Linked DNA regions of Homo sapiens: region 2 is linked to region 1. A link is a loop called in an ENCODE intact Hi-C map of the cell type or tissue named here. Cell type or tissue: Calu3. All regions are shown on one strand. Links, peaks and the distances in the headings refer to the core of each region. The heading gives the core; the rest is flanking DNA.

What was found. Hi-C counts contacts between places; a loop is a spot of excess contacts. Peaks named below come from ENCODE experiments on the same cell type or tissue, not always from the same donor. Only the 100,000 strongest peaks of a DNase experiment are listed, where the experiment ranks them.
Region 2: it touches region 1 in a loop (3-fold over the local background); 4 of 110 quality-filtered maps call a loop at or near these places.

Annotation. Positions count from the first base shown.
Region 1 is chr12:124,029,017-124,045,415 of GRCh38, reverse strand. All of the region lies in intron 2 of ZNF664-RFLNA (ZNF664-RFLNA readthrough), which reads right to left. Among named protein-coding and RNA genes, the nearest start is that of ZNF664-RFLNA, 64 kb to the right of the region's middle. In Calu3, for the core only: a CTCF peak has its summit at 8,655 (motif pointing left); a DNase peak (open chromatin) is centred at 8,645.
Region 2 is chr12:124,395,172-124,403,171 of GRCh38, reverse strand. NCOR2 (nuclear receptor corepressor 2) reads left to right here. Exons shown (of 49, transcript NM_006312.6): 16 at 611-768; 17 at 2,499-2,671; 18 at 4,991-5,053. Among named protein-coding and RNA genes, the nearest start is that of MIR6880, 62 kb to the right of the region's middle. RefSeq lists enhancers at 1-530, 3,486-3,985, 7,082-7,769, 7,770-8,000. In Calu3, for the core only: a CTCF peak has its summit at 3,343; DNase peaks (open chromatin) are centred at 3,341, 5,151 and 6,101.

The DNA of each region.
Region 1 (16,399 bases), core at 4,917-12,916:
GCAGTTAGGAGGCTGAAGTTAATTGCAGGTGACTCCTGTAAAAGATATAAGAGAGAGGCACAGGAGTGGGCAGACGAGCCTCCAACGCCATGCAGATCGGGCAGCCACCGCCGGCCCCACCCAGGCTCCAGAGCAAAGACTGCCCACTGGAGGAATCCCGCATTGAGCAGAAATGGCCAGGCCCAAGGACACCTGCTGTGCTTGGTGTCGGGCCGGGCTGCCCCTGCTCAGAAGCTGAGGGGGAGCCTGAGGCACATTGAATGACTGGAGGCTGCCAGATAACCGCACTTCCTGCCTGAGCAAGCTCCTTCTTAAAAGGAGATCCGAGCAATACACCTCTATAGTTGCTGCATGCCTGTGTGTGTGTGTGTGAGTGAGTGTGTGTGTGTGTGTGTGTGTGTCGCATGGGCTGCTGTATTATATGTTACATGCCCTAAAAATAGATCCAAAAATTAAAATTTCACAATGATGTGGCACGAAACACATAAACAGGCGCTCTCATGTTCTCCCTCTGCTCGCCCCCGACTGCACTGCTGTCACCCGACTCTGCAGACTCTGTTCTGGGAAGGAACACGCCTGTGCATGCAGCTGCTTCTTCTTTTTTTTTTTTTTTTTTTTTTTTTTGAGATGGAGTCTCCCTCTGTCACCCAGGCTGGAGTGCAGTGGCGCGATCTCGGTTCACTGCAACCTCCACCTCCCGGGTTCAAGTGATTTTCCTGCCTCAGTCTCTCGAGTAGCTGGGATTACAGGTGCGCGCCATCATGGCCAGCTAATTTTTGTATTTTTAGTAAAGACGGGGTTTCACCATATTGGCCAGGCTGGTCTAGAACTCCTGACCTCAAGTGATCTGCCCACCTTGGCCTCCCAAAGTGCTGAGATTACAGGAGTGAGCCATGGCGCCCGGCCACATGCAGCTTCATGGACCACTCCCCGCTTGCCTGAAGAGGTGCTGGCTCCCCTCTGTCCAGCAGCAGCTGATTATTCCTTGGGCCTCATGGGCTGCAGGGTCAGAAAGCGATCCCGCAATTCAGGGCACTCACCTAGCCTTTTCATCCCCTGGTTAAAGTCTTAGATCCAGCACCTAAACCACATAACTCCAGTTTTTACCACAGAAACTCCCAAAGACGCATAGCAACTGTCACAACACGCAGCTCTTCTCATCCTTCCCTCAACCCTACAGCAAAGCAGCCACCAGGAGGCAAGACCTTTTGGATGCCGAAAGGGGAGAAATGGATACTTTGCCACAGCGTGTGCAATATTGAGCTGCAACCATTTCCTTTGTCTGCACGTTGAAAATCCCCAAAGCGCAACCCTCTTCAGGAGGACACAGGAAGAGCTGCATAGGGTCTGGGCTTCAAACTGAAGCCCAGACACAACCATTGAGTCCCAGGGATTATGAACAGAAGCCAGCGCTTGGACACCTCAGGGGTTGCCCAAGTCTCACAGTATCTTAACAGTGCTAAGGCCAGCATGATCCAGAGTGCAGCCACGTGGCTTTCTGAGGTGCTGTGTCCCCTGCTCTCTGAGACTGTAAGGTGTGAAGCTAAGGAGAGGAGACCGAAAGGAAACACAGAGATCTAAAGCTTGGGAGGAGAGCTGAATCATTTGACAGCAGCTTCCCCCAGAGCAGCGGTCACGATAATTTTATGATGTTATATCCAGCACCAAGCTCATCATTGCCAGAGGACAGACCCCGCGACAGCAGAGATTTTTGTTTCCAAAGAAAAGTTCATTTCTCTTCTCACAGCAGGGCCTGGCTTTAAATATTTGTTGAGTTAATTTTGCTCTTCTCCTAATACTTAAGTTTCATTAAGGAGCTGAGGTACCTACAATAAAAATATGAAGGAACACAGGAGAGCTGTTCCTTTGTCTTCTCCTTGGGAAGTCTGGGGCTTCTGCTTCTGGTGCGGTGCTGTCATCCCTAGCAGCTCCATCGTGCATTTGGTGGCCTCTCTTTTTCCTCTTTTTTTTTTTTTTTTGAGATGGAGTCTCACTCTGTTGCCCAGGCTGGAGTGCAGTGGCGCAATCTCGGCTCACTGCAAGCTCCGCCTCCCAAGTTCAAGTGATTCTCCTGCCTCCGCGTCCCAAGTACCTGGGATTACAGGTTCCTGCTGCCACACCCAGCTATTTTTTGTATTTTTAGTAGAGACGGGGTTTTGCCATGTTGCCCAGGCTGGTCTCGAACTCCTGACCTCAGGTGATCTGCCTACCTTGGCTTCCCAAAGTGCTGAGATTACAGGCATGAGCCACTGTGCCCGGCCTCGGTGGCCTCTCTTGACCAGTGATAAACAGGTGGCAGCAAAAGACAGGGAGAGGCCAGACTTGTGCAAACGGGCCCAGTGGAAGCACCTCTAGTGCCTAAGGCATGCATGCACTCTGTTCCTCTAATTTGGGGATGGAATCCAAAATCCCGGCCTACCTCAGTGGTTCTCAACCAGGGTAGGGGCTCCCTGACCCACGTCCCAGGAAACAAACAGCATCACTAAGAGACCCTCTGCTCACCCCGAGTGGCTTCCACACGTCACTCTCCTGAGCAGCCACGCAGGGTACTGGGCAGAGGAAGGACAAGCAGGGTAGGGGAGAGGCCCTGGCTCATCCCGCGTTGCTGGAAGGGGGCTCGTCCTTCGCCTGGTGCAGGGGTCCCTGCTTAGGGATGCAGGAACCCCTGCCAGTCTCTAGGCCAGGAGAAATGCTTGTGACAGGGCAAACATTCCGTCTACTGGTGCTCCTGGAACCTATCCTCATATTCAACGCCACAGAGATACAGTTTTCTGCTGAAAGAGTTCCGACTCAGGGTAAGACAGAATTTGGGATTAATAAGGTGACCCTAGAACACCTCCCATAGAAGAGAGATCTGTGTGGGTGGCTTCCGGTCCTCACATGGGAGAAAGACTCCATTCAACTTGAGTCCATCAGATCAACATTTCTCCGCAATCATTCATGATTAAAACAAGATAATAAAAAGAAAGGCAGAAGAAAGAATTAAAGATATTCCCTAGTGATTGTTCAATTTTACTGGTGTGCTGATGGAAATGGTGTAATCTCATTGCTGCAAGAAGCCGTATAGTTGGGGAAAGCCTCTTTTATGAATGTCAAGCATCCCTCCTATCTGGGGGAACCCCCCATTCCGTGGGGCTTGCTGTGAGGCAGGGACCCACCACCCGCTACGGCCAACGAAGGCTGAGGTACAGATAACCCAGCCCCGGGAGCTGTGGCGTAGGCATGTGGCCTCAGCCTGGAACCTGGTACCTGTGAATGTGACCTTATCTGCAAGAAGGACTTTGCAGATGTAATCAAGTTCAGATGAGGTCATACTGGATTAGGGTGTGCCCTAAATCCAGTATGACTGGTGTCCTTCTAAGAAGAGGGAAATCTGGACACAGAGACACACGCAGAAGGAAGATGGCCACATGGAGATGGAGGCAGAGATAGGAGTGAAACATCCACAAGCCCACTGAAGCTGAGGGTTGCCGCGGCCCCCGGAAGCTGAGAGGCACAAAACACATTCCTCCCTAGGGCCTCAGTGGGTACGTGCCCCTGTGGCCTTCTGGCCTCCAGAATTGTGAGGGTGAACTTCTGCTATTATAAGACACCTGGCACGTGGGCTTTGATATGGCAACTACAGGGCGCTAACACAGATGCCCACACTAAGGACCTGACCCTTGAGGCTGTGACACAGAGATCCAGTGATGGGGAGTTTCCCAGCAGCAGGACAGCACCAAAGGCCCATCAGGACAGCAAGTGTCAGAGGCTGCAGGGCCCCAGAGACCAGGACAGATTGCCCAGGGCAGTGGCCAATGTCTGATAATGGCAGGACTTATGGCGGCGTCCACATCAGCCTGTACCTGTGACCCTTGACCTGCCTAGCTGCTCTTGGTCTTACCGGTTTTACAAGCCTGACTCTCAGTCGGGCGCAGTGGCTCACACCTGTAATCCCGGCACTTTGGGAGGCCAAAGGAGGCAGATCACTTGAGGCCAGGAGTTTGAGACCAGCCTGGCCAACATGGTGAAACCCCGTCTCTACTAAAAATACAAAAAAATTAGCTGGGCATGGTGGTGGGCGCCTGTAATTGCAGCTATTTGGGAGGCTGAGGCAGGAGAATCTCTTGAACGCAGGAGGCAGAGGTTGCAGTGAGCCGAGATCATGCCACTGCATGCCAGCATGGGTGACAGAGCGAGACTCCATCTCAAAAACAAATAGAAAAAAAATGATAAAATAAAACCTGATTCTCCATTCCAAACGCTGCCCAATATCCTTCTAGAAAGGTCCTATTCTGCTCAAGTTAGCCAGTTAATTTCTACTGTTTGCAAGCAAAATCCCTGACTGGTATAAAGCCTCATCCAAATAATTCAGAATACATTATCTATGCATACAAAAGGCCCCGGAGCTTTTTTCTGACTCTCAACTGGACATAATCGTTACATGCCTGTGAACACTCAAGCAGTGATCATCACCAGTAATTCATCAATGTTGCAATGACAGGTGATGGGTAGTTAATGACTATTGTGAAAACTGCACTTATCTCTGGGGGTTTACTTAGCTGTAAGAAGTAAGCTTTACTTCTCAAAATCAAGGTTAGAATTTCTGCAACATGGAATTTACAATATGTATCATCTATTTTGACTTTGATGCTATGCATTAAAGTGTTTTTAATAATTGGGTATATATTAAACATTTATCGACTTAACTAAAAGATATAAAGTTTTAAGAAAAATGGGTGTATTATAAAATCCCTTCAAAACACCCCAAAATGCTAATGAAATAAGAGATCAAGTAGGTAGACTGAAATAAAACTCTACAGTGTTAAAAAACAACAAACAAAATTGGAAACGAGAAGAGTGGTGCCTCAGGAGGAAATAACAGCATTGGGACACTCGGCAAGCTATGACGGAGCCAGGCAGCCCCGCACAGGAAATGCACGTTACTGCCGTGAGCACCGCCAAGAATGTGGACATCACGTTCATAGTGTGTGGCCCTCCCGGGCCCTTTGATATCAACATGCCCTCACGTTCAATAGAAGACATTTCCTGTGCATTTCACCTCTTCCCTGATCCCCAGGAAGTCCTAGGCAGGAATTCTGGCTGAATCTGCTTCCATTTCTAAATCCCATATTTGGTCAAATCCAATTATGTTGCCCCTTCAAGATTTCAATCAGAAACACTTGTATTTGAATTGAAAGGCCATAATGTGCTTACAAAGAAATATATCCATAAAAACACATTATACTTCATTAACAGTTATCTATTGACCAGGTGCGGTGGCTCACGCTTGTAATCCCAACACTTTGGGAGGCCAAGGCCGGTGGATTACTTGAGGTCAGGAGTTCGAAACCAGCCTGGCCAACATGGTGAAACCCTGTCTCTACTAAAAATATAAAAATTAGCCAGTTGTGATGGCACGTGCCTATAGTCCCAGCTACTCAGGAGTCTGAGGCAGAAGAATCACTTCAACTCAGGAGGCGGAGGTTGCAGCGAGCCAAGATCGCGCCACTGTACTCCAGCCTGGGCGAGAGAGCAAGACTCCATCTCAAAAAAAAAAAAAAAAGGTATTTATCATGATGTATATTACATTAGACAAGCTAGTTGGGGGGAAAAGAAAACCCTAAAAGTAAGTATCTATAACTTTCTGAAAGATCACTTCTGTTAATCCCTATTAAAGCCATCAAATCTTTTTCTCTAGCTAACTGAAAAAATCATCCAGGCAAAATGATACTAAATTTTTGGTTCTTATTCCCTTTTCCTGTTTCACTAGGAGCAAACAAAATCTATGTGGTTTCATTCATTTTCCTTTTTCATTCTTTCGGAGTTCTGGTCCTCCCAATAAGCTGTCCTGTGGGTGGAAATGTTTTTCAAAGAGAGGATAAGGTTGTTCTCTCCCACTGCAAACTCACCCAGTGCCCAACTGCAGGGTTGCTGAGTCAGTGGTGCAGAAAAGCAAACCACAGCTGATAGTTACCAAAGTTTCCCACAGTGGGTTCCAGGCCAAGTTGTCCAGCCTCTTTCTGAGTTAATTCTACCTCTGCAAGTGCTGTGTTGAAGATGGAATTTGTTTCCTCCGTGAATACATCCTTGTTCTGGTTTTAACATCTGTGGGTTTATATATAAGGGGTGAATGAATTTTAAAGGTTGGACGATCCCATTAAAAAGAAGTATTAACAGGATCTTTTGAGTTCCTGGATCAAGTCACCCTTAACCACATGATACAAGAAAACACGTAGGGACACACCAAAGCTTCCTGGGCAAGTTGGAAAAAGGAAGATTTCCCTTTTAATTTACAAAGCAGAGTTAATCAGCCAGGCTCACATCTTACATAAGCAGACTTGGGTCGAAGACAACGTCAACCAGAAACATCAATCACAGTGAGTGTGCCAGGAGCTGTGCCCACCCCTGCTGGGCACTCCTCTGATCCGGTGAGGAAACCCTCTTATTATCCTCACTTGATAGTGAGGGAAACTAAAGTCACACAGCTAACATGAGAAGGTGCTGGATTTGAATCCAGAGCCTGTGGCTGAACTGCCCTTTAGTGATGAAAAGGAGATTTTTAAGGAAAGTGGGAAAAAAAAATATTAAAAATATAAATATAAAATGTATATTTTTTCCCTGAAAAAAGTTTCAGGGAAATATTTGAACCTGAAACTTAATAAAGTGATTAGGGAAGGATGGATGTTTATATAAATCAGGGTAAATCATGCTTATGTAAATCAGCCTAGTAATTGGGGACCTGGGCGTGACTGTCATATCACCTTATTTCAATGGACCAAAAACACGTTATATTTTCGTTTTTTAAACAAATCTATTTTAAGTTACTAATACCATTTCTTTCAACAAAGGTAAAAACAAAGAATCACTTGAATTGTTTATCTGCCACTGAATTTATTTTTTAAGTCAAACTTTTCCCACTGATTTATAATTTCAGGAATGCTGAAATTTTTGTATAAAAAATTCATATTTGTATAAAAATATTTGTATGAATATTTGTATAAAGGTGATTTAGTGTTTCATCTTGCATAAAACAAATTTATCCCATTTCACTGCCTCATGCTCCCGTTTAATCAGAATACTTCCCACTTAAAAAATACATCCCACTTCACCTGCTGGGATTCGCACTTAACAAAAGATCTGATTAATCCCTGAGGCATGACAAAGACTCTGTCCTTGATCAAATGTTAGGTTCCTCAGAGTCCTCTTCCCCAGGAGGCCTCATCCTCAGGTTCTGTCTCCTCTCAGTAATTTTCCTCCATTACCCACTCTGCCTCTTGACTATAATCTACAGCTGTCTTTGCTGTTTTCGGAGTTGAGCCCTATCTCTCTCCCCTACTGTGACGGTCGTGACCCCTCAAAATGGTCCTGAATAGTGTCTTCCTTACGTGTTTTTTTTTTTTTTTTCCGGAGTCTCGCTCTGTCGCCCAGGCTGGAGGGCAGTGGCGCGATCTCAGCTCACTGCAAGCTCCGCCTCCCGGGTTCACGCCATTCTCCTGCCTCAGCCTCCCGAGTAACTGGGACTACAGGCGCCCGCCACCACGCCCGGCTAATGTTTTGTGTTTTTAGTAGAGACGGGGTTTCACCGTGTTAGCCAGAATGGTCTCGATCTCCTGACCTCGTGATCCGCCCGCCTCGGCCTCCCAAAGTGCTGGGATTACAGGCGTGAGCCACTGCGCCCGGCCGAGAATTTTTTCTTTAACGGGCAGAACAACTCGCCACTGACCCTACTTGGAAGTATCTTAGTGAAAGTTTTCATATAATGCAAAGCTACTTGACTTTGAAAACCAAACTTCAAAATAAGACTGCTCCAAGAACATTCCAGGATATTGTCTTTCTCTCCTCTCCCCAAGTGGTCTGCAGTAATTCTGGAATGATTCTCAGAACATTCCAGAATGTTCTCTCTCTCCTCTCCCCAAGTGGTCTCCTTCATTCCTACAACACTCAGAGATGATTTTCAGTCATTCCAGAAGGATTCCAGAATGTTCTCTCTCTCCTCTCCATTGGTCTCATTCATTCCTACAGCACTCAGAGATGATTCTCAGCCATTCTCCCAGGGTCACCCCAGCATGGGCCCCATCACCCCCAAACTGCCCCCACAGAGAGTTTCCTGCCTCTTCTCTTTCCTCTCCAATTCAATACTACCAGTCACTTCCCCACTGAAAACTCCCCCGTGTCATTCAACATCATGAATAAGTTCCAAATTCCCTAGCTCTGGACCATCGAATCCCTTCCAGCATCCCTAACAGATCCTGGGTTCCAGAACCTTCTGGTCTCTTCACTTGCTCTTGACATCATGGCCTCCCGGAATATCGCGATGCCAGCTCCCACCCACCTGAATCTCCACAGTTTCGCCCCATTCTTCTGACTTCAAACACATGCCGAGCTGTACTGTGGTTCTCTCTCCTCCCTGTGGGTCAGAAGAGTCCCAAGGGTAGGAACTATTTTATTTCTTCACCACCCACAGTGCGTAGCACAATGCATTAGTCATGGTGGGTATTCGGTAAATACGTATTGAACAATTGAACAAAAGTCACCATTGAATTCAATAGACTGGGAAACAGGGAAAGCATCTTAAAATACTGATTTTCTGGGAGAACTTTTTTTAATTGCCAAATGAAAATTTTAAATCATACAAAGCACACAGGTGCCCCCTTGTGGCTGCGAAACAGTGCAGCATCACCAACAAAAATGGCTGACTCCCAGAGTATGAGAAAGAGGGAGAGATTAGGTTAATTAGTTCAATTAGTTTAGTTCTGAGATGTCCAGCCTGGAGTCTTTCTTCCCTGTAACAACCGGCGGGTGTACAACGAAACCATTCCAATCACAAGCCTAAGGTCTACACAAGCAGCTCAGTAGCTGTTGTTACTCTGAGAACTCAGCTCCTTTGTATGCCTGGCAGGTAACCGGAGCTGTGGCTACAACAGGGGGTTTGACTGGGCCCCTTCAACTTAATTAAAGGAAACGTCAGAAGCACAACAATCGGCTGCAGGGTGGGACCTTGATTGCATCATGGTTAAAATAAACCAGCAGTAGGAGACGTTTGCGAGAGTCCACAAAAAAACCTGTACATGAAAATGTTCATAGCAGCTTTACTCATCATCGCCAAATGGAAGATTCAGCCTAAATGTCCCTCAACAAGTGATGGATGAGTAAATGGTGGACACATCATGTGACAGGCTACTCCATAACAATAAAAATCACAGGCTATTGTGACACACACGACATGGGTACATAACAAAAGCATTATGCCATGTGAAAGCAGCCTTACACAAGGGCACCATGCTATTTATATGAACTTCCAGAAGATGCAGTGATAGGAAAAAGTCAAATCAGGGGTTGTGTGGAGTGGGGGGATTGACTGGGAAGGGACATGGGGAACCTTCTGGGGTGATGAAAATGTTTGCTATCTTCACAGGGGTTTGGGTTAGACAGCTAACTATTTGCTCAATTCATCAAATATTATACTGGAAATTTGGGTCTTTTATTTATATGTCAATTTTACCTCAAAAGGAAAGAACCTAATAAATACTGGACTCCAGCAAATGATACTCATGCTGAAGTGTTTAGGGGGAAGGGTGCTGATATCTGCATCTCACTCTGAAATGCACTGAAAAATTAAGATGGATTAATGGGTGACTGGAAAGATGGATAGACGGACAGGTATACAAGAAAGCACACAGCCAAATGGTAATTCCACAACTAGGTGGTGGATATATAGATGCTCACTGTAAGAGTCCTTCAATTCATCTGATGTTTGAAAATATTTTTATGATAAAATCTTGGAGGAAAAGACATTGGGAATAACTGGGGATATCTGAATATCGACTGCGGGTTAGATAATTCAATACTAGGGATGTCTGAATATTGACTTGGTGTTAGATGATTCAGTGAATTGCGTTAATCTTTTATGTGTGATGATGATGGTGCCATGGTTAGTAGGAAGATGTCCCTATTTTTAGAGACACATTCTAAAGTATTTAGAGGTGTTATAACATCTGAAATATGCTTCAAAATACTCCAGGGGGCAGAAAATGAAGCTAATATTGCAAAGTGTTGTAATGATGACACCCACGTGATGAACTTAGGGGTGTCAGTTACACCATTTGCTCTCCCTGTTCATGAGAAGGAGGACATACTCTCCCAAGGAGCCTGGACTGCAACATTTGAAGTTCTGTCTCTTCTGTCTTGTCCAGCTGCCTGCTGACATTTTTCCTTTTAAAATTTACATAGTTAACAATTTGCTAGCCTGATAATGAGCATGAAGACAGAAGAGAAATTCAAAGAGAATGAGTGAGACGAGAAAATAAAAGATAACAAAATTAACCAGTCAGAATGACGAAAGGCTTAGAAAAAGGCTGGGTAACCGGGAAGGAGGGAGCGTGTGGGTCCTCGTGTCCCAGGACGTCTTCATGACGTGCCCCTCCGACCCCTCCTGCCTTTCTCGCTGGCTTCACCAGGTATCTCTCCAAAGTCAAGGCCTCAATGGTACGCACCACAACCTATCAGCCAGCAGGGTCCCAGGTCCTCCCTCCCATCTCTCCTCTCTAATCGGCCTTCTCCAGCTCTGCGGCCACATCACATCTCAAGAGTCTGTCAGTTCAACTTTTGCGGGTCTCCCAAAGGGTCTGGTGTAAGCCCCTTCCGACCTATCCTATAATCTCCTGCCCAAGATATTTCCTGATTATTTTTCTCCCCAATGCCTCTGTTGCGGAGATTTAATTTTAAGTGCTCTAGCATGGAGCCCCTGGCAAGGGAGATAAAAAGGGCTTTAGCGTCTCCCGAGGCCCGGTTTAGAATCCCAGATCCATCACTTACTTAAATGGGGAATTTGGACCAATCAGTGAACCTTGTGTTCCGCAATTTCTTCCTCTGGAAAATGGGCATGTCAATTGGGATTGAAAGTTACAGCAGCACAGCGCCGCCTGCTCCTGGAATGCACAAATGGCGCGTTTCTTTATTTTGCATGCCCACAGCTCGGCATTTGAGACTCCTCCCTAACCCTCTAACCATATTGCTCAGACAATTCAAATTCCAGCAACAACGAGGTAGTTACAGTTCCCCAGACGCAGGCTGTGACTTCATGCTTCAGTTCTTCATGTAAGTTTACAGTTTTCAAAGTGGGGTCCCTAGAACAACAGCGTCAGCATCCCCTGGGAACTCGTTAAAAACAAAAACAAATTCCCAAGCCTTACCCCAGACCCAGTGAATCAGAAACTGGGGGGCAAGGCCCAGAGATTGGTGTTTTCATGAGCCCTCCAGGTGGTTCTGATGTAGGCTTAATGTTGAGAACCACTGGTATATATTCTCTCCTCTGCTTAAAGTGTGCTTTCTCACTGTACCTGTCAAGTGAACTCCTACACATCCCTCAAAGCCCTTCTGTAGAAAGCCTCTCCTGGCTCCCAGGACCCTAGATAGGGTGATTTTCAGCCCCTAGCAAGGTGATCCTCACTTCTTCAGGGCTGTCCCAGAAGTAAAACTACTGGGTCATCTGGTAGATTGGGGCCTGTGGCTTTTTAGTTAGTTTTGTCCTCTCACTTTCGCAAGTCCCTGGACACTCTGTCCACGTCCTGTGCTTGAATGGGGCTGCATGTCTCCTTCCCTTTGAATTGCTGTAAGACAAGATGTCAACCTCTAAAATATAAAGATGGTTTATATTCCACACATCGATGCCTTGAAGGGAAGGAGAGAAGGCAGAGGAGAAGGAATTTTTCTAACCACTGAAGGCTCAAAACTTCCCATCTCTAGACTAAAACCTGCTCTTCCAAGCTGCTGTGCCACCTCGCCATCTTTTAAGTCTCCTTATGTTCTTAGCAGAGCTTTCCTCTGTCAGATCATAGTCATTGATGAACTCCACAGGAAAAAGAGAACGGAAGATCATGTGCACCTGTTCACCCACGTGCTTGGGATTTTTAGAGCCAAAAAGAACCACTTTATCAATAGGCTGCCTTCTCAGAGGTGGTTCTTGGCATGTTTCACCAAACAGTTGTTTAGAGTTTTTAAAACACTCCCATTTGTGGTATGATTGATACACAATGGCCTGAGCTCTCAGAAGGGAATCTGTGTCTTCAGTCCACGGCACAAATGAAGTAATTGTTTCTAATCTGATGTCTCCACTAGACTATCAACTTCCTTTTTTATTTTCCCAAAGAAATTGCCTGAGGAAATCACATCACGCTTTTATTTTGTATATCACATCACCTCCTACAAAAGTCTTATTAGCATTATTATATCTTTTTTTTTTATTTTGCAAGTGAGTGATCATTAAAGAACTAGCCTTGCTATATAGTTCATAGAATTTACAAAGAATTTAAATAGATGAAACAAAGTAAATGTGTTTGGGTCATCAGGTTCAACATTTAAATGAGATAAGAAAGGCTGGGGCTGAGCACAGTAGCTCACACCTTTAATCCCAACATGTTTGGGAGGCTGAGGTGGGAGGACTGCTTGACACCAGGAGTTGGAGACCAGCCTGGGCAACATAGTGAGACCCTGTCTCTACAAAAAATACAAAAATTAGTGAGACGTAGTGGTATATGCCTGAGGTCCCAGCTCCTCAGGAGGCTGAGGCAGGACGATCACTTGAGCCCTGGAGTTCGAAGTTACAGTGAGCTATGATCGCACCACTGCACCACAGCCTGGACAACAGAGCAAGACCCTGTCCCTAAAAAAATGAACTAAATACAAATTTTTACAAAGGCATAAAGAGAGAAGGGGTTGAAACTGGAGACCACGGGGTTCTGTGACTCCTGGAGTGGTTGCTTTTACAGCATTGTGGTGAGTCAGAAAAATGTTTTATGGACAAATTTAAAAACTGTCTTTTAAAAGCAATTCAGAGAACAAAGTGGAGGGTGGCAGTTTTTGTCCTCCTTTAAAGAAAAAAAGTTAAGGAAAAAAGTTTAGAAAGTTGTATGTGGCTGGGGGGTAAAGAATCCAAAGCGTAGCTCCCAACCCCACCTCTTTTGACCACTAGAGGGGGCACATACATCCCTTCATTCCCAGACAGCTCCCTGCATCGTTTCCCAAAGCTGTACTTGAAGTCACCCAGGGCTTAATTTTCAGCCTCTGTTCACGCAGCATAGACTTGTCAGGTCTTTATAATGCTCAGCGTCTCTTATTTCTCTTTGTACGATAACTCTGGCATTTAACTCTTCCATGCTAATCAAATATACCTCCAGGGTTTGGTTTGGTTTTTTGTTGTTTTAAAATAGACCAACGCTAATAAAGGCAATAGCAACTCTAGTCCCAGGAACATGGGAACAACAGAGCAAATCCTTCAATCTTAGACTTGTTTTGTTTTGTAAAAGAAAAACAAACACCTTTCACTATGTTGTGTTCTTTAAAAATACCCACAATAGGCCGGGTGCAGTGGCTCACGCCTGTAATCCCAGCACTTTGGGAGGACGAGGCGGCGGATCACGAGGTCAGGAGATCGAGGCAATCCTGGCTAACACGGTGAAACCCTGTCTCTATTAAAAATACAAAAAATTAGCCAGGCATGGTGGCGGGTGCCTGTAGTCCCAGCTACTCGGGAGGCTGAGGCAGAACTGCTTGAACCCGGGAGGCGGAGCTTGCAGTGAGCCGAGATCGCGCCACTGCACTCCAGCCTGGGCAACAGAGTGAGACTCCGTCTCAAAAAAAAAAAAAAAAACCACAATAGCAAAGACATGGAATCTACCCAAAGGTCCCTCAAAGATAGACTGGATAAAGAAAACGTGGTACATATATACACCATGGAATACTATGCAGCCATAAAATGGAACAAGTTCATGTCCTTTGCAGGGACATGGATGGAGCTAGAAACCATTGTCCTCAGCAAACTAACACAGGAACAGAAAACCAAACACTGCACCTTCTCACTTATAAGTGGGAGCTGAGCAATGAGAACATACGGACACAGGGAGGGGAACAACACACACTGGGGCCTATTGGTGGGGACAGGGCAGGGAGAGCATCAGGAAGAATAGCTAATGCATGCTGTGCTTAATACCTAGGAGACAGGTTGATAGGTGTGGCTAATCACCATGGCACACATTTACCTATGTAACAAACCTGCACATCCTGCACATGTACCCCGGAACTTAAAAAAAATACCCCAAACAAATGATACAAAGAACATAAGCTCTTGAGTATATGAATAACACTCAACCACCCACGAGTGAATCAGCAACTTCTATTCCGCACGAAGGAAAACAAAAATGAACCCCAGGTTGGCTTTTTTCCATTTGATTATTGGTTCTTTCTCAACCACCTATGTAACTTAAATTTACTTAATATAAAGTCAATTATATAATTCAAAACTAAATCATGAAGCCAAATAAAGTATAATTAATTCCAAAGCCACGTGTCTATTTTATTATTCCCTGCTCATGGGGATTATCCAAGTCATCGCATCTACCATCCCTCTGCGTATTAAATTTGTATATTAAAACTGTGTCAATATTCAGAGGCAATTATCAAGAGGGACTAGAGAACTTGGAGGGGCTTGTAAACTGTTCTGTGCATTTTGTCTGAGAGTGTCAGAAAAAGAAAAGAGATCCTGGCCGATACCGAAGTGCTGAAGAAAACCACAAGTCGTTTGACTGCAAGCTCCCTGATGACAAAGGCCTCTGAGCCTGCAGGAATTCCCTGCATGGAGCCTGTGAGGCTGACAACAATTGATATTTCCCAGGCATCTTGCAGCCCGAGGATCTCTCGGGGATCTTGATTAGGACTTTGTTGGGACAGACACACGCTAGAAGGAGATGAGTCACGTGCTTTCCTGTCGCTCTGCCTCGGGGAGGTCAAATGAGCTGGCCAGTGTGAAGCCAGGGCACTGGGGAATTGGATGAAGACCCCAAAATGCTGACTCTCCTACCCGGACTTTTTGTGACATGAGATCAGCTAGTTAACGCCTAAGATTCTGTAACCTGAGATGAGATCGTATGAGTTTTGCTGTCTTTTTTTTCCTTTCCTCAAAATTACTGTTTGATACATATCATTTTTACTTACTCACGAGGGACAGAAATTTCCCCGGGGCTTGTCTAGTTTGATACCTTTGCTAACTAAATCTGTGGAGGTGGACGGTCAGTCTGCGCTCCCTTGAACCTGGATGAGAGGGGTCTCTGTCCTGGGCCCCGTGCTTTAGAGGGCCCCACTCACAGCCTCTCCAGGGTCAAGGGAATGTGCCAAACCGGAATGTTGCTTCTGTATCAGGCTCCAAATTTCCTGGCACTGGAGGTTCCTTCTGAAACAGCGCAGGCGTTCCTTCAGAGCCTGCACAAACCCGTTCTTCAGATGCAGCCTCCGAAGAGCAGGCTGCTGGTACCCACGGCCCTGCCCATGGGCCTGCAAGGGGGCAGCTATGGGGTGGTGTGGAGGGATGGCCAGAGCTCGAATCATGGGCTGGGTGTCCACACGTGTGGACTCCAGGAGGACTCGGGTGGGGCAGGAAGGGATGTGGAGCAAAAAGGGACACAGGCAGGTGGGACACATGCCAGCCCCTACTGCCCACCACAACCCAGGGGGAGCTCAGGAGTCCCCGCATCCCAAAGGCCAAAGCTTGGCCTTCCAGGTGGTTCTGAAGAGTTCATTGTCAGAACCGCTTTGTTAACTTGATTTGCTTTGCTAACTTGATTTATAACTTTTTTTAAAAAAAAGAGACAGGGTCTCACTCTGTCACCTAGGCTAGAGTGTGGTGGCGCAATCATAGCTCACTGCAGCCTTGAACCCCTGGGCTCAAGAGATCCTCCTGCCTCAGCCTCCCAAGTAGCTGGGACTACAGGTGTGTGCCACCATGCTCGGCTAATTTTTAATTTTGTAGAGATGGGGTCTCACTATGTTCCCCAGTCTGGTCTCCAACTCCTGGCCTCAAGCGATCTTCCTGCCTTGGCCTCCCAAAATGCTGAGATGGCAGGCATGAGCCACCATGCCTGCCTTGATTTATGACTTTTAAAGGTGGGTCTCCATTTGTACTCTTGCCCGGCCCCCCAACACATCAAGGGCAGGCCAGTGACACGTTAATGTGAAGTCATTACTTGCACGTCTCTGCGGGGTCTATTCCAAGATACAACCTGCAGATGAATGCACACACAGAAAATGTACAAACAATAAATAAATGAAAGAATAATTAAAAATATTATTTCTCCCTGGTAACCTGCTTCCGACAAATTTCAAAGAAACTGTTACATAGAGGCTGAGTGTGGTGGCTCACGCATGTAATCCCAGAACTTTGGGAGGCTGAGGCAGATGGATCACTTGAGGCCAGGGGTTTGAGACCAGCCTGAATATCGTGAAACCCTGTCTCTACTAATAATACAAAAATTAGCTGGGTGTAGTGGCACACGCCTGTGGTCCCAGCTGCTTGGGGGAGGCTGAGGCAGGAGAATGACTTGAACTGAGGAGGCAGAGGCTGCAGTGAGCCGAGATCATGCTACTGCAC
Region 2 (8,000 bases), core at 1-8,000, 360 kb before region 1:
CAGACTCGGAGACCGAGGCTTAGAGAGGTGGCCTGAGCTCTGTCGGGGGCAGGGCAGGGCTGGGGCATCAGGGGTGTGTCCCCAGCTTCCCAGATGCTCAGGCACCCCTGCCGAGGCTCACCAGGGCACCTCTCTCAACCCAGATCACATCTGCCCCTCTTAAATATCCGGGCCAGATGCGGATGTAAGCATGGTGAGGATTCTCTCATTTCAACCTCCCAGCCCTCAGCTGAGGCACAGGCATGCTGAATACCCCCATTGTCAAGGCGAAGGAGTCGGCACAGAGAGGTTAAGACCCTCATCCAAGCTCACACAGCCACTGTGTGGAAAGGGCAGGAATTGAAGCCAGCACTTCTGACACCAATGCTTCCTGCCCCTCACCCCGACTCCGCCTCCCCAGGCCCCTAGGGCGGCAAGACCCCAGGCCGTGCCTCTCCCCATCTCATGCCAGTGGGGCCTGGCTTCCCGGTTGTTTATGACCTCTTCTGGGTGGACTCCACGGGTTTTCCTCCTCCTCCCCCAGCTCAGGCTGAGCCCAGGTGCAGAGATTCACCTGTTCACGGTTTTCTTCCCTCCCCACTCCCCTCTGCCCTCCCCCGGGGTCTGACAGCAGCAGCAACAACAGCAGCAGCAGCAGCAGCAGCAGCAGCAGCAGCAGCCCATGCCCCGCAGCAGCCAGGAGGAGAAAGATGAGAAGGAGAAGGAAAAGGAGGCGGAGAAGGAGGAGGAGAAGCCGGAGGTGGAGAACGACAAGGAAGACCTCCTCAAGTAAGGCAGCCTGCTGTCCCCTGCAGGGCCCGGCCGCTGACCCAACCCGGGTGGCACACGGTTCTGGGGGACCCTTTGTAGAGACGGGTGGGGTGCCCACCAATTGCCTGTGAGCAGGGGGGAGGGCTTTCTGCTCGTTTGCCCCTGACAGCCCCCCTTCCGGAAGCCCACCCATCGCCCTACTCCTCCTCCCTGGCTCCCCCCTCTCCTCCGCCCTCGCTTTCTTTCTCCAACCCTCTGGAGACTTTAGAGACTGATAGCTCATTTGAGCTCCACTCCTGAGCTAATAAATCCAGGCAATGACTTTGGAACTCTCTGCCTCCCTGCTTCCTCCCGCTCTTTCCTCCTGAGGCGCCAGGAAGGGGGAAAGGGGGATCAGAGGCCCTCCTGGAAGGACTAGGTGTGCAGGCGGCTGCTGTCACCTTTAGAATCATCGATGGCAGTGTGAGTTCTTGCAGATCAAGGCACAGCCTCACCGCGGGGGCCGTGACAGCCTCCTGTGCCTGCCAGGGGCTGCAGGAGTGCAGCCAGCTGGAGAAAGGGGGGCGGCACGACTTAGCGCCAGGTACCTGTAATGGGCTCAGGAATTTGGCTTCAGAGAACATCTGGCTTCCTCACCCCGTCTCCCAGACGCTTCCAGCAAGGGCCTTTCAGGAAGATGAATGGGAAGGCAGAGGTGATCAATCTGAGCCTCCCGCAGTAAAACTCTCCCCAGTCACTTCTGCGAGAGCCCCAGCTCGGGTATCGAGGTTGTGAGCACCCCCACACACCACAGCTAGGCCTGCAGGCTAGGCCTGCATAAAACCAGCAAGAGAGTTTCCTCCTGCCAATGTCTAAGATGATGCCCGGCCCTTGATAATACTGAAGGCCAATGTATTGCCTCTTATAGAGCCCCTCTGGAAATAGCTCCTCTGTGGCGAATAAAATGGCCCTATAAATTGCTGCCAGCCCACGCCCCCATTTAGTTCACCAAATAGTCTTGCAGACAGTATCTCTCTATTTGGTGCATAAAATGGTCTTGCAGATAACCACCAGCCCAGAAGAAAGTAGCCTTGCAGGAAAGCTCCCAGTACCTCCCATTTGGGGAATAAAATAGCCAGCCAATTAACTACCTGTCCACATGGCCTTATTGGTGAATTAAGTTGATAGCCCAGGTTACACCCCCATCCTTTCTTTTTCTTTTTTTTTTTTTTGAGACAGGGTCTTGTTCTGTCACCCAGGCTGGAGTGCAGTGGTATAATCATGGCTCACTGCAGCCTCGACCTCCCAGGCTCAAGAGATCCCCCTACCTTAGCTTCCCAAGTAGCTGGGACCATCAGCATATGCCACCACGCCTGGCTAATTTTCTGATCTTTTTCTTTTGTAGAGATGGAGTCTTGCTGTGTTGCCCAGGCTGGTCTTAAACTCCTGGGCTCAAGCAGTCCTCCAACTTCGGCCTCCCAAAGTGCTGAGATTACAGGTGTGACCCAGCACACCTGGCCGCAACTCCCTTTTGAGAAATAGCATGGTGTTGTCCTGCCAGCTGTACTCCCACTTCTGGTGAACATGGAGCCCCTGCAGACTTGCCCCTGGCCACCCTCACCTCAGGCCTCTCCCCCTCTTTCCTAGCGTCCGATTAGTGCCATGGCTGGCAGCCAGTGCAAATCCAGCTAAAGAAACAGTCTCCTCCAGTGGCTGTTTGATTTCCCGGCTCGGGTGAAGCCATCCTATCTCCCCTCTCTGGCCTGTAGGGAGAAGACAGACGACACCTCAGGGGAGGACAACGACGAGAAGGAGGCTGTGGCCTCCAAAGGCCGCAAAACTGCCAACAGCCAGGGAAGACGCAAAGGCCGCATCACCCGCTCAATGGCTAATGAGGCCAACAGCGAGGAGGCCATCACCCCCCAGCAGAGCGCCGAGCTGGGTGAGCTGGGGGCCAGGGATGCGGGTGGGGAAGGGGCTGGAGACACGGCGGGTTGCGCTCATATGAAAGTTTCGTGCAATTTGAGTTAATTGGCAACAGCCAAGGGGTTGGTGTAAGTCATGGTTGGAGTCAAATCCCAGCGCTACCTACTGGATGTGCTGTGTGGCCCAGCATGAATTCCTGAACCTCTCTGTGCCTCAGGGTCCTCATGTTCTCAGTGGGAGGAATCGGTGGTTACCTCTAACGTGGGGGGACAGTTGTAGTCACTTGCTATGTGAGAAGCACCTAGAACAGTGCCTGGGGTGTAGGAAGAGTTCAGTGGCTTCAACCACAGTGATTTCAGAGCAGGGAGATGTCACAAAAAATTCCCAGTGACCAGTTCCGGATTTTTTGGTTGTCGTTTTTAAAACAGAAGATCTGGCCACGCTTGGCCCAGGTTCCCATGAGGTGGCTGTTGTTGGGAGCCGAGTAACCACCACTCCTTCTTAGAATGTCATGGGCTCTACTTGTCCCCACCCAGCCTCTACCCTGGTAGGCATCTGGTTTTGTACCTTCACTTCCGTGGGCCTCAGTTTCCCCTTCTGTTGAGAAGGGTGTTCATCCCTCACTACCCTCCCAGAAAGTAGAAAAAAATGAGATGATGTGAGTGGCAGTTCCCAAGATTCGCCGCAGGGGGCAGCGGTGTGCGTCTGTTGTCTCTACTTTGTTTAGCTGTTAGGGTCCAGCCCTCCAGCCACTGCGGGAACCCACCCAGGGGCCCAAGCGCTCAGGCCGAAGCCCCGCCTGCCAGGGCTCATTCTCAGGGTGGAGATGCTGCTTCATCTCCCACAGACCCCCACCGTCCCCTGGGGTCCGGGTCATGCACCTGTCTCTTCTTCTCGTGGGATGTAGTTTGGACCTATTTCATAAATGGCCCACTCGAAGCTCAGAGAGGAAACGTTCCCTCTCTAAAAATTTCATTGTAGCTGGGGTTAGAACTCAGCCCCATTGGCCACAGAGCCTATGCAGCTCCTGCAGATATTTTCCAGCTGCCTCTTGGTGGCGGTGTACTTGGAGGCCCAGGGTGAAAGGGCTTTCTTCCTGCCTGATCTCTGGGGATAGTCCTCTCGGACCCAAGGCTGATGCTGGGGGCTCAGCCGCAGGGTGGAAAACACACTCCTAGGCCTTCCATGTCTCTTCTGGCACTGGGCACCCTCAGCACCCCTGGCACCCCTGGCTTCTGTAGGCTTCCTCTGGGAGTCCTGTGGGGAGGAATGGGAGCATCGATGAGGTCCCAGAGAGGCCCAGGCTGTGGCTGCAGAGATGGGGGAGGCTGGGGTGGCTCTGGCCTGTCGGGGCTGATGGGGCTGCCCATGGGGGTGGGGGCCGTCTCCCCTCTTCTGCTGGAACCTTCCGCCACTCCTCAGCCAGCCTCTGTTGGACACATACTCCCCCTGGCGCAGTTCCAGGTGCTGAGTCCATGGAGCTGACGTCCCTCGCACCCACCCCACTCATGGGTCTTAAGCAACTGGAAAGGAAGGGCCAGGGCTCACATCCAGAGGAGCTCGGCAGACAGACCCAAAAATAGTGCCACTGCAGAGATGCAGCCACCTCCAGCCAACCCCAAGGCCAGGTTGTGTCCCTTCCCAGTAACACCAGAAGCCCCTCCTTGTCCTGGATGAGTGGGGGTATGAACATTCCCTCTGGAGCAGGGCTTCTCCGCCATGGGCGATTTTACTCCCCCACTAGGGGACGCCAGGCAGTGTCTGTGAACAGTTTTGATGGTCACAATTGGAGTAGGGTTGCTGGAGTCCAGCGTGCAGAGTCCAGGGTTGCTAAGCATCCTGCCGTGATGGGACAGCCCCACAGTAATAGAAGAGCTGGGCTCCGAGAGGGTCCTCGGTCAGATGAGGTCCCGGCCCACCTGAAGCTTGTGTCCCACTGTCGCCACGTCACCAGGTGACCCCTTTCCCAACAGAGTGCAGGCAGAGGCAGTCATGGTCAAGGCCCTTGACTGCTTCAGTGTCCCCTTCTATAAAATGGGGTGATCGCAGGTGCCCCGACTTCAGCGGCTTGTGTGGAGGTTGGCCCCGACCAACGGCACGTGGGACTGCCCAGCACAGCTCCAGCCCAGCATAAAGGCTCAGGGAGTCAGGTGCCACGGTGGGTACTGGCTGGGGAGGGGCGTCTGAAATGTGGCCTTCCCACGGGGTTCAGAGCCGTGCGGTGACACCGTCAAGGCCTGGTCTACTCCCTCCCTGGCTCAAAGGAGAGAAAAGGGCAGAAGGCAAAGTGCCTCCTCTCCCGGCTCCTGCCAATAACCTGGCATCTTCTTTTCAGCCTCCATGGAGCTGAATGAGAGTTCTCGCTGGACAGAAGAAGAAATGGAAACAGCCAAGAAAGGTGAGGGGTGTGTGGCGGCTTTAAGCCTTGTTGGTTTGCATCCAGGGCGCCTGAAGCTCACGTGCTGGGGAGGGTGTTGACACATTTGGCCTTGAGCCAGGGGCTGTGGTGAGGCCTCTGGTGAGGTTCTGGTTCTGGGCTGTTCTCAGGTTTGTCACCCTGGAGCCTCAGTTTTACCTTCCAGAAAATGGGTCTGTGCAGCTGCGCTGTCAGGCTTGTCTTTGTGACTTGAGGGCGCAGCTCAGAGAGACACAGCTTGTGCTGTGCATGTAGTCAGCGAGTGGCTTCTGGGTGACCTCTGTGGCCAGCACCTCTGGGCCTTGGGGACAGAGCAGTGGCAGCACACCTGGGTATCTCGGGACAGTCAGAGCTTGCCGGCGGCCATCTCGGTAGAGTCCTGGGGTCAGGGAGACCTGCAGGGCGTTCATCCAGCCCTTAGAGCCCCAAAGGTCCTATCCTGGGCTCAAGTGTGCTGGGGCTTTGGAAACCTGTCTCAGGTTTGAGCACCCCAATCTGGGTGACGGGTTCTGGAGTGGATGGGGACACCCAGGCCGTTGGGGACAGTCGTGGGAGTGGCTCACACGGCAGGGAGCCAGCAGGCATTGGTGCTGGCAGCAGAAGCCATCCCGAGCAGATGGCCTTGTGATGTGCAGCACCGTGGGGGCTGGGGTCCAGTGCCTCCTAAGCCGGATCCCCTCTCAGCTGTGCTGTCTCCTGGCCAAGATCTTTACTTCCCAGCACAGTGACCTGCCTCTGGGCCTCGGTTTGCCCGTCTGTTGAGTGGGAGGGTCGTCTAGGTTGGCTGTGCGGAATCAGATAACCCTGTGTGAGGGCCCATGGTGGGCTGAGTGGGAGCGAATCTCCTCCCTCCCTCGGCCGTGCCTGGCCTGGGGCAGGGGCTGTCGGAGCTGGCGCATCACTGGCAGCACTGCTGAGGCCGGGGCAGCACCTGGCTCCCACGGCACGCTCACTCTCGGTTATCTAAGAGGTGGGGCCTGCTCCTGTCCCCGCCCATGTCCCTGTTTGTGGGCAAGGAGCCAGGAAGCAGAGGCCAAGGAGTGCCACGGGTTCCGGAGCTGGTGTGTGGGGCTGGGAGCAGGCCCAGGCCCCCACTCCCCGTCCCTGTCCCGTGCTTGGTCCCGTGGCCCTGCTGGAGTCGAGGCTGTCTGTGACGTGCGGTTTCTTTGTGCAGAAAGCTCCAGGTCGTGACTTATGGAGGGAACAAAGGCCCTTTATAGCAAACGCTCTTGGCACATAAGGGCAGGTGTATCTGAGAACAGCCTGGATCACGGGGCTCCTGGGCCCGGCCCCGTCCTCCACTGTAGTTGTGGGGGGTGCTGAGGGTCCCCACAGCCCTGAGAAGACCCCCACAGCCCCCGCCCTCACCCCGGGACCCTGCCCCTCGCCCTCAGAGCTCCTCCGGGGGCAGTCTGCCCTCCGCCCCCCAGGCTGAGGTGAACCTGGACCCAGAGAGACCCTCGCACCATTCAGGAAGGAGGGCCTGCCTGCCGCTGCAGGTCAGGCTCTGTGTGTGGTGAGTGAGAGGCATGCCAGCGGGGCCTGGGCACTGTATCCAGCTGGTAGGGCCTGGGCACTGTATCCAGCTGGTAGGGCCTGGGGCTGCTGTCAGCCCCCAGAGAGGCCACATTGTTGTTTCTCTGTCTTTAATGTCCACTTGGTGGTTTCTGGCATGTATTTCATTATAGGCTGCAAAAGAAGCTTTATTGAAATTGTGTGATTCCCGCCGCCTTTTATTTAATTTTGAGATGATACACATGGCACGAAGCTCAGCATTCTAACCACTGGAAAGTGAACATCTCAGTGGCATGAAGTACATCTGCATTGGTGTGCAACCCTCACCACTGCCTAGTTCCAGAACTTTTTCTCACCCCAGATGGAAATCCCATACCCATTAGCAGTCCCTCCCAGGGCCCCGCCCCAGCCCTACCAGCCCCTGGCAGCCACTAATGCACTCTCTGTCTCTGTGGATTGGCCTGTTCTGGGCGTTTCCAATGAATGGAATCCTACAGTTTGTGGCCTTTTGTGTCTGGCTCCTTTCTGGGAGCATGATGGTTCTGAGGTTCATCTGAGTAGCTTTGTACGGCTGAATAATATTCCCTCACCTGCACGGACCACATTTTGTCGGTCGTTCATCTCTTGGGGGATGTGTGGGTTGTTTCCATGTGGCTGTTGTGAAGAGTGCTGCTGTGAGCATTTGTGTAAAATTGTGTGAGATTTTTAATCACAGGTGAGTCCCTGGGATCTCAGCCTGTTGGCTGGGAGATTTCCCAGAGCACCCACCCATCGGAGGACTCCGCGTGGACATCCCCAAACGGTCAGCCCAGGGTCCCACCGCCTCTCCATCCCTTCTCGTGTCTCGTGTTGTCACTACCACCTCCTCACCGGTGACCACCCCCGCCCCCACCGCCCATTGCCTGAGAACTGGGAAGACAGTGCCTGCCCTCTGTTTGCCTTCTGGAAGGGCAGATCCGGAGGCTGGGAGGACGGCTGGGGATGACTCACCGGCGGAGAGGAGCCCGTGTCCCACCATCTCAAGGTTGGGTCCTCAGTGATGACAGTGAGCTCATCCTGGGTCCTGCCCATGGAGACGGCAGTGAGCGTCCCCTGGGGGCCGTGCACGCGGAGGCCCTGCTCAGTGACATTTGTAATAATGTCGTGAGCAGCAGCATGTTCGTCTGCCGTGAATTACAGCAATCTGGACAATTACTGCTCAGGGTGGCTGCTAATGGCTGTGTGTTCCAGGCGATGGCAGGAGGGAGCGGGGGTGGGGCGGGGAGACAGGTGCTGGCAGGCCCCAGCAACTCCTCCATAGGGGGTCGGGGTGGAGAAGCTAGGAACGTTCTGGAGCCCCCGCCCAGAAAACCAAGAGTTAGGAAAAGGGACTGGAGAAGCGGCTATTGCTGAGGCAGATGGTCTCTGCCCATCC